Linked DNA regions of Mus musculus: region 1 is linked to region 2. A link is a contact called in ENCODE POLR2A ChIA-PET data. All regions are on one chromosome and are shown on one strand. The core of a region is the stretch at or near the end of the contact, and the rest is flanking DNA. Distances in the headings are between cores, read along the strand shown. Region 1 holds the start of Tmem143 (transmembrane protein 143). Region 2 holds the start of Sphk2 (sphingosine kinase 2).

What was found. ChIA-PET counts read pairs that join two places held with the same protein, here RNA polymerase II (POLR2A).
Region 1: POLR2A ChIA-PET joins it to region 2 with 16 read pairs in Patski. The contact joins the promoter of Tmem143 here to the promoter of Sphk2 in region 2. POLR2A ChIA-PET finds 5 or more read pairs at or near these places in 4 of 5 experiments (Patski and embryonic stem cell).

What each region holds. Positions count from the first base shown.
Region 1 is chr7:45,895,667-45,899,654 of GRCm38, forward strand. Tmem143 (transmembrane protein 143) reads left to right here and starts at 1,403. Exons shown (of 8, transcript NM_144801.2): 1 at 1,403-1,435; 2 at 1,769-2,000; 3 at 3,966-3,988. The coding sequence starts at 1,413. It overlaps Syngr4 (synaptogyrin 4), which reads right to left and starts at 1,045. Exons shown (of 5, transcript NM_021482.2): 1 at 942-1,045; 2 at 25-225. The coding sequence starts at 117.
Region 2 is chr7:45,715,126-45,719,466 of GRCm38, forward strand. Sphk2 (sphingosine kinase 2) reads right to left here and starts at 2,877. Exons shown (of 7, transcript NM_203280.3): 1 at 2,576-2,877; 2 at 1,868-1,938. It overlaps Rpl18 (ribosomal protein L18), which reads left to right and starts at 2,946. Exons shown (of 6, transcript NM_009077.2): 1 at 2,946-3,014; 2 at 4,128-4,214. The coding sequence starts at 3,012.

The DNA.
Region 1 (3,988 bases), core at 153-2,652, 180 kb after region 2:
GTGTCCTGACCCCTGGGGTCTCACCCCTCCGAAGATCCTTGAGATGCTCTTTGGTCTCCTCAGAAAGCGCACAGTCTCATTGTCTGCCAGGTCGTGGAGGCTTTCAGGGAGGTGCATAGTGGCTGCTCTTCTTTGGGTGTCCCGGGAGGTAGGGGCAGGGGTGTTGGGTGCTGCTTTCTGGGCACCACTTCCTGTGTGCCTCAGACCCACCTCAAGGCTCAGCTACTGCAAGAAAAGAGGAATGGGAATGTCAGAGTAAAAGTGCTGGGAGTGGGGAGTACTGGCCCTTCCTTTGTGGGGATGGATAGGCTGAGGGGCTGTTAGGAGCCCTAGGAACAGAGGGGGTGGGCTGAAGGGGCTGGCTGCTCCCGTTTTCAGTTGTCAGGAATATGGGGTGAGAAACTGCTGGGTGGTCTTAGGTGCTGGAGATGAGACATGATAGGGTATGTGGGAGGTTCTGGAAATGGGAGCACGGCTGGAAGGCTGCTTCGGGGTTCCAGAAGTTGGAAATGTAGGCTGATGGGCTATTGGAGGTTTCAGGTGCTGATAAGGGGCCAGAGGGTTCTGAGGGCCCTAGATTTTGGGAATACAGGATGAGGGTGATAAGGGGTGGCAGGTCTGCTGGGCCCTCAGAGTGGGGTCAATAGGGGGACTGTAGACTGGTCCTTGAGGGAATGCAGCTACCCTAGGTATAGAAGACCACGTAGAGCCCAGCAATATTTGAGGTGTTCCCTAACTTGGGTCATTTTCCGTAACACCAGGCTTGCTTAGGCTTCAGCTCTGTTTCAGGATGACATATTGTCTTAAGACTGAAGCCTCAGAAACCAGCTGCCACTCGGTATGAGAGTCATGGCAACCTCCTTAGACTAGGGGCTTCCCTTCTAAGGACCTGGGGGCGGAAGTGCTGAGACCCCAAGGGGACGCTGGCTGAAGAGAACCACCTCTTCTCCGAGGGCCGAGGACCTGCGTTCCTCTTCTGCCTGCCTGGCTTCCTCTCCTGGTCCCGGGAGCCACCTCTAGCCTCTTTTTGGTTCCTCTTTTTCCCGCCTTTTCTGTCCTCTACAGATGATTGGCTGCAGCCAAGTCCCGCCCCTTTCCTTTCCGCCTATCCGAACTGACTATGGAAAGGGCGTGGTCTCGGCGGACGTTGGGCGGGTCGCCGTTGGCCGGGCGCGCGCGAGGGCCCGACCCAGCTCCAAATAGCGGACCACACGTCTTCAGCGCGTGCGCATTACCTTTAAAAAAAAAAAAAAAAAAAAAAAAAAAAAAGGACTAGCGATGAGGCATGCGCAGTTGAGATAAAGGCTATTAAATGGTTTCAAGCGGCTCAGGCTGTGCGCATGCGCCTTACTGCTTGCTGAAGCCAATCCTCTGGGCCTAGGACCTCTTACTGCACATGCGCAGAAGGCTCAATGACAGTCGCGCGTTGGTTAAGGTGAGGGCAGGGTGGGGGATTGCATGGCCCAGGAAGGACGGCCCAGCACCCGCTATTAACTTTTCCTAGTTTTTCAACACTCCTGAGCTCCACCTCATTGTTTAAGCTTCTCAGAGACCATTTGTACCGCTTCAGGGTCCCTGGGCCTGCAAGATACTCCAAACTACGACCTCTGACCCTATTCCGGAGCCAACCTAAATGTGCAGTGTAGAAGGAACCGGAAAGGGATTAGAGGGAGGGAGACTGGCCAGGAACTGTCCCCGAAGGGAGGGGTGTGTGGAGGTACTACCTCCAACTGACCTTTGACATCCCCCTTCATTTGCTTATGTTTAGGCTCTGGGAAAGGGGGCAGGCCATGTTGCATGTGACCTGGGGGTCCAAGGTCCGACTATGGTCCCTGGTGCCTGCTCTCCTCGGGACTCCCCGAGCTCTGTCGTCCCTGGAGAACAGGATGGGGGTGTACCGCAAGATGTGGAACCCCAAGGAGCCCTGCGACTGGGCCCAGCAGTACCGCGAGCGCTTCATTCCATTCTCCAAGGAGCAGCTGCTCCGCCTCCTGATACAGGTACCGCCCATCAGTGGTCTAAGGACCTAGAGACTACAGTTTCCAGCCGACCTCGCGACTGCACCACTATACCTGCTTTTGAGGTCTGCGCTAGCGCCCTCCTGGGAGTGTAGTTTCTGGTCCCTTTGGCGTTCCTAGTGGGTTCGAGAAAGTTGGAATGCAGGGGCTAGAAAGAACTCCAAGATGAGATGCCTAAAGATCTCTGGACTTGGGCTTCTTCTGGGGCCTTGAACAGGCACACTGGGACATAAGTTTTTCCCTTGAAATAGATGTAACTATCATCCTCATAATTCCTTTCTAGTACATAATAAATTTGTATCTGCAAAGCCATAATGATAATTATTATCACACCTTGAGCTCTTTATTCCGTGGCACCGTGCTAAGTGTTTGTAATGTATAGAGCCATCAGAACAACCCTGTGAGAGGCCACCATTATCCCATTTTACAGGTTTAAAGGCAGTGACCCATCCAAAGCTACAGTGAGTGGCCCATGCTTGCTTGACTCTAGAGTGCGCCCCTTACTTCACCCCTGATCTATTCCATAGCTTGAGCTCTCAGCCCTCCATCACTGTCAGATGATCATTAGTATAATAGTGATTTACTGAACACCTGCTGTGTCTACCAAGTCCCGTGCTAGATTTTATGCCCACATGCATACGTACAAGCACAAACAATCTCATCAAAAACTCCCCCTAGTGGCTGGAGAGATGGCTCAGTGGTTAAGAGCACTGACTGCTCTTCCAGAGGACCTGAGTTCAATTCTCAGCAACCACATGATGGCTCACAACCATCTGTAATGGGATCCGATGCCTTCTTCTGGTGTGTCTGAAGTCAGCAACAATGTACTGATATAAATAAAAATAATTTAAAAAAATTCCTCTAGTCAGCCTGAGAAGATGGCTTACCAGTTAGAAGCATTTGTTACTCTTGCAGAGGACCCAGGATCTGCTTCTAGTACCCACATGATAACTCACAACCACCCATAGCTCTAGTTCCAGGGGATCAGCCAGTGCCGCCTTCTGACCATTGCTGGCACATATGTGGTGCACATACATGCAATCAAAACACACATATATGTAAACACGCGATAAATTAGATTCTCTCTGGAGTCAGATGAGCCCATCATGACCCTCAGAAATGGCTTCACTGAACCTCAGTTTCCTCTTTTGAAAAACTGAAGTTTTAATTCCATCCACCCCGTCCCTTCTTTGGAGGATGATGTTCTGCAAAGGAAGAGCGGCTGCCACAGAGCACATGTTCTGTGGATGTGCGGCTGCCACAGAGCAGGTGCCAAGCCTCTGCATCCTGTAGACTTCTCTTCCCCGTGCTATGCTGGGTCTGTATAATTGACCAAATCAGTTTTTAAGATTTATTTATTTATTTATTGTATGCATATGAGTACACCACCACTGCTCTCTTCAAACACACCAGAAGAGGGCACTGGAACCCATTATAGATGGTTGTGAGCCACCATGTGGTTGCTGGGAATTGAATTCAGGACCTCTGGAAGAACAGTTAGTGCTCTTAACCACCGAGCCATCTCTTCAGCCCGACCAAATCATTTTTTCTTTTTTTTTAAAGATTTATTTATTTATTATATGTAAGTATACTGTAGCTGTGTTCAGATACTTTTTCTTCTCTCTCTGGCCCACTCGCTCTGGCCTCAAGATTTATTTATTTATCATATGTAAGTACACTGTAGCTGTCTTCAGACATCCCAGAAGAGGGCATCAGATCTCATTACAGATGGTTGTGAGCCACTGTGAGGTTACTGGGATTTGAACTCAGGACCTTCAGAAGAGCAGTCAGTGTTCTTAACCACTGTGCCTCCTCTCCAGCCCTCTGATCAGCTTTTAAATACAAATGTAAAAGCCCAGAATTTCCATCCTGTACGTGGTTGCCTTGAAAGGGTTCCTCTGGAGGAAGAGGAGAGAGGCCTAACTGGGTTTTCTTTCTGGGTGTCAGGAGTTCCACTCCAGCCCAGCGGA
Region 2 (4,341 bases), core at 1,627-4,126:
CGCCCCTCTGGGGTCACCCCCAAACCCCGCAACCTGCGTGCACGCTGCGTCGTCCGGCAGCCCCTCCGGAGTCTGCACTACCGCCCCCAGCTAGGGGTGGGGGAAGGGTGTGCGTCCGTCCAGCCAATGGCTGCCCCGAATCCGAGCCGCACCAATGAGAGGACAGGGGGGCGGAGGCATCCGCCTTCATAACTACGCGCCGGGGCTAGGCGGCGGTCGACGGAAATCGGGCGGGGCTCCAGCCGAGCTAGGCAGCTCCCATTATAAGTGAGGGCACACTGGCAGCAGATGAAAGGACGTGGTCGAATGCAAAGCTTATCCCGCCATCTTTGTTGAGGTCAAAACAAGCCCTTCCCAACAGAGTCAATAAAAAGGGGTGTGGAGGAGTTCCTCAACCAACTCTCCAACGTTGGTAACAGAGATAGAAACTGAGATGAGTGTGATGGTGTCCTGTAATCTTAAAAACTAGGGAGGCTGAGGCACAAGCATCAGGAAGTGCTAGAGCTGCCTCTGCTCTTAGAGCCAGTCGCGTGACACCTTGTGTCAAACAAACCCCAGAAAATGATCGACACAGGTGGAGACCATTCTGGAATGAACCAGGCTCGGGAGGCTCATGGACTTACAAACTGATTTGGACGACAGCCTTCCTGGAGGAAGAATGAGATTAACATCCCAGGAAACCACCATGTGACAAGACAGCCCCAGAAAGCAGCATAGGTAAGGGAAAGCATTGGAAACCCAGAGCTGGGAAGGAACTGAGGGCCAGGAAAAAAAGAGGTGGACAGAGACAGGCAAGGAAAGGGCGGCAGGAGACACAATCGGGTGTATGGGTGTGTGCGCACAAACACTGGTGTCTAAATGTACCTCTCACACGCTGGTCTAAATGTACCTCTCACACGCTGGACAAAGCGTGCTCACACTAACCTACACTCTGTTAAGGCAGGGACAAAACTTCTTAGGCAAAAAATAAGAGGAGGAGGGAGTCTGCTTATTGCCAAATACCCCTTGCATCGCATCCACAGCAGCATTCGCCCCAGATAACATGCCAAGAGGTGGAGCTCAGGGAGATGCAGAACCCGGGATACAGCCAGAGCGCCGCGAAAACCCTGACCAAAGAGGCTGAAACGGGAACAGGAAAGGGGAAACGCTAACTCACCCAAACTGAGTGACCTCGCCCTGCGGAGCCCTCAGAAGCCCAGCTGAGAGAAAAGGACTGCTCACCCTGCCCCCAGGGGAAGTCTGGGGCCAGCGGCAGAAGGGCCCTGACAGACATTATCACCCCTGGTATGACAACCACAGACTTCAGACCAGTGCTTCTCAACATTCACGATGCTGGGACCCTTTAATATAGTTCCTTATGTTGTGGTGATCCCCAAACATTTCATTGCTATAACTGTAATTTTGCTACTGTTACAAACTGTAAATATGTGGTATACAGGATAGCTGATATACGACCCTGTGAAAGGGCCCAGACCCACAGGTTGAGAACCTATTCTGTAGCTAGAGCCTTACCTGGTTCCATTGCCCCTTGGATTTAGGTGTCCAGTGGGCACCCAGGCCTCTGCTGTCACAGCAGGGCTTGAGCCCCAAACTGGAGGCCATGTATGTATAGGCGGTTTTCGTAAAGAGTCTTGCTAACTCCCTGTGCAGGGCCAGGTTGGGGTTCTGAAGAGGAGGGCACATTGCAGGCTCAGTATCCCAGAGCCTGCTTCTCTCATCCAGCTGGCCTGTCTTGTACTACCCAAGTTCAGGTACTCCATACCAAAAGAGTGAAGACACTTTCAGGGAAGACACCCTAAAAGGGAGTCTTTTTCATCACTCTCTTTTTCCAAACAAGGAAAAAAAAGCAAAACAGAAAATCACTTACCCAAGATCACAACTTTAAATGGCAGAGCCAGGCCAAGTGTTGAAAGACGGTGATCCCAGCTACTTCGGAGGCTGAAGCAGGAAGAGTGAGTCAAAGCCAGCTGGGGCAACTTTGTGAAACCTTGACTTAAGGGGCGGGGGGGGGGGTGAGTGGGGGACAGAGCTGGCACTAGAACTAGCTTACTAAATGGTGAGGTGCCAACTGTTCAGTTTTGTATCTTTGTCTCTCCTTCTGCCCGGGGTTCCCTCACCATTTTTCCTTCTCACCCTCGGGCCTCCACACCTCCAACCACCGTCATGGTCTCTATTTCAGTCTCTCTGGAGCTTGTTATCTACCCGCTTTCCAAACCGGGAGTTCTGCGTGCCTTCTCTGCACATCAATATGTACATCGAAAATGTTGGGCCAGTTCAACCAGTCTGGTTTAGGAAGGGGGAAAAAAAAAAGGGCTGTCCCTAAGGACGAAAACAAAGGAGAGATCCGAGAAGAGGTCATCTTTAAGGGCAGGGGGAAAAGCTCAACACAAAATATTAAATAATAATAATAATAAGGTATTATGGGTTGAATAGCAGCAAGAAAGTCTCGGGTGAGAGATCTAGTAGGATTTCCTGAACTTCAGTTCTGTTTAGTAAGTTGAGCATAAGGAAAAGGCAGCCGAGAATTTAAGGAAGTGTGAGATGAGCTTTTTCTTCAGGGCGGGATAAGCCTCACCTCCGACACACAGCCCACCGGGTCCTCCGCGAGCCACCGAGAAGCGGTCGGCGTGCGGCCAGAGAGTCACCACGCGACTCGTCCAGCAAGCTCCGATCATGTCTCTGATTCTCCGGTCCCTTTACCCCTGGAGAGTGTTAGAGCAGGGACGGGGAAAGGCCAGAGAGGCTCCGGGTCCCAGCCCTTTCCTCAGGCTGACTTCTCTTTGGTTCTGGAAGCCTCGGTTTACTCGGTCCTCCCACATACCATCGAGAAACCCAAATTGTGGTAGAGCTCCGCGTCGCGCTCATGTGACGTCACCCGTGCACCACAGAGACGCCAGTTCCGGATAGAGTGTCCCGCATTGCGTCACGAGTGCGTCTCGCAGGCCGCTCTTTCCCCGCCCACTCCGGCGCGGTTCCGTCTTTCCGGACCTGGCCGAGCAGGAGGCGCCATCATGGTAAGCTCGCTGAGCGGTCTCCCCGAGTGGCCCATCCGCTGCCATCCTCAGCAAGTCCCGCTCGTAGCGCGACGGAGGGGTGCAGGCGGTGCCAAGGGGAACTGCGGGACAGGCTAGGGCCTTCGATCAGAACTTGCCGGAGCCGGTGGCCGGTCCCGGGAGCCTCCCGAGGCTCGTCGTCTTCCTTACAAAGTTTGGCTCCATGAGCCAGGCTGATTGCAGCTCCCAGTGAGTCCAGTCCGGCCTCGAGCCCACGGCCGCTCCCTCGCACCAATCTTTCGAGTGCTGCGTTTCCAAGCGGGACCGCTGCTCCCAGTGTCCCTGTTTCTTAACTTGCCATTGGGAAGTTGAGTGCTACGATGAGCGGAGCCACTACACGTTGCCGGGTTTGGGGACAAGCGTACGTCAGTCCTTCCCGGAACACTGCTCCTAGTGTGTTTGGTGTGTAGTAATCCTGTCCCTGCCTTGTATGTTGGGAAGACGTTTATGAAGAGCCTTGAAGGTGCAATGAAACCGCTGTTAGTATCAGTAACTACTTCAGGATGCTAACAGCTTGGAAAACGAGTGGGGGATAAAATTAACCCGAGCACTTGGTCTTTCTAGGGTTGATTTGAAGGACGTAGTGTAAGGCTTTGTCACAAACACGTCTCCACGTCTAGAATGTACTGTTGGCTTCTTTTTGACTGTTTTTCAGATTGGGAGCTAGTTTTGAGAACATAAATAAAAGCTAACATCTTTACAGGGATCTGAACTCTCATCCATACTGGGCCCAGAACCAGGGCCTTCACATGCTAAGCAAGAGCTGAGCTCTAAGGGACTCTGAGCCAGCAGCCGCTTGTCTTGTGCAGCTCAGTTTTTACACCGAGACAGTGTTTCAATGAGTTTCTGGACTCTGGGAGGAATGGTCCCAAGCCGAGACAAAAACATCACTTGTGTGTGTTAAGTGAACTTGTCAGGGGTGGGACATGTCTTCTTCCTCTAGTTTGAATCCTTTGAGGTTTGAATTGTCGACTAAGTAGCCTAAAAGTTACAGGTACGAACAGGTATAGATATCATCAAAGATATAGGGCAGTGGTTCTGACAATTGGCTCTATGGTGGTTCACCTCCCTCAGGGTGTTGACATTCGCCACAACAAGGACCGAAAGGTTCGGCGCAAGGAGCCCAAGAGCCAGGACATCTACCTGCGGCTGCTTGTCAAGGTAAGCCCGGGGTGCTACGCCATCTTACAGCTCCCAAAGTGAGTGGGGTGGGGAGAGGGGGGAGCCTGGACACAGTGCCCCAACCCCCCACATCACCAGGAGTTGAGCGGGATGGGAGAGCTGTGGA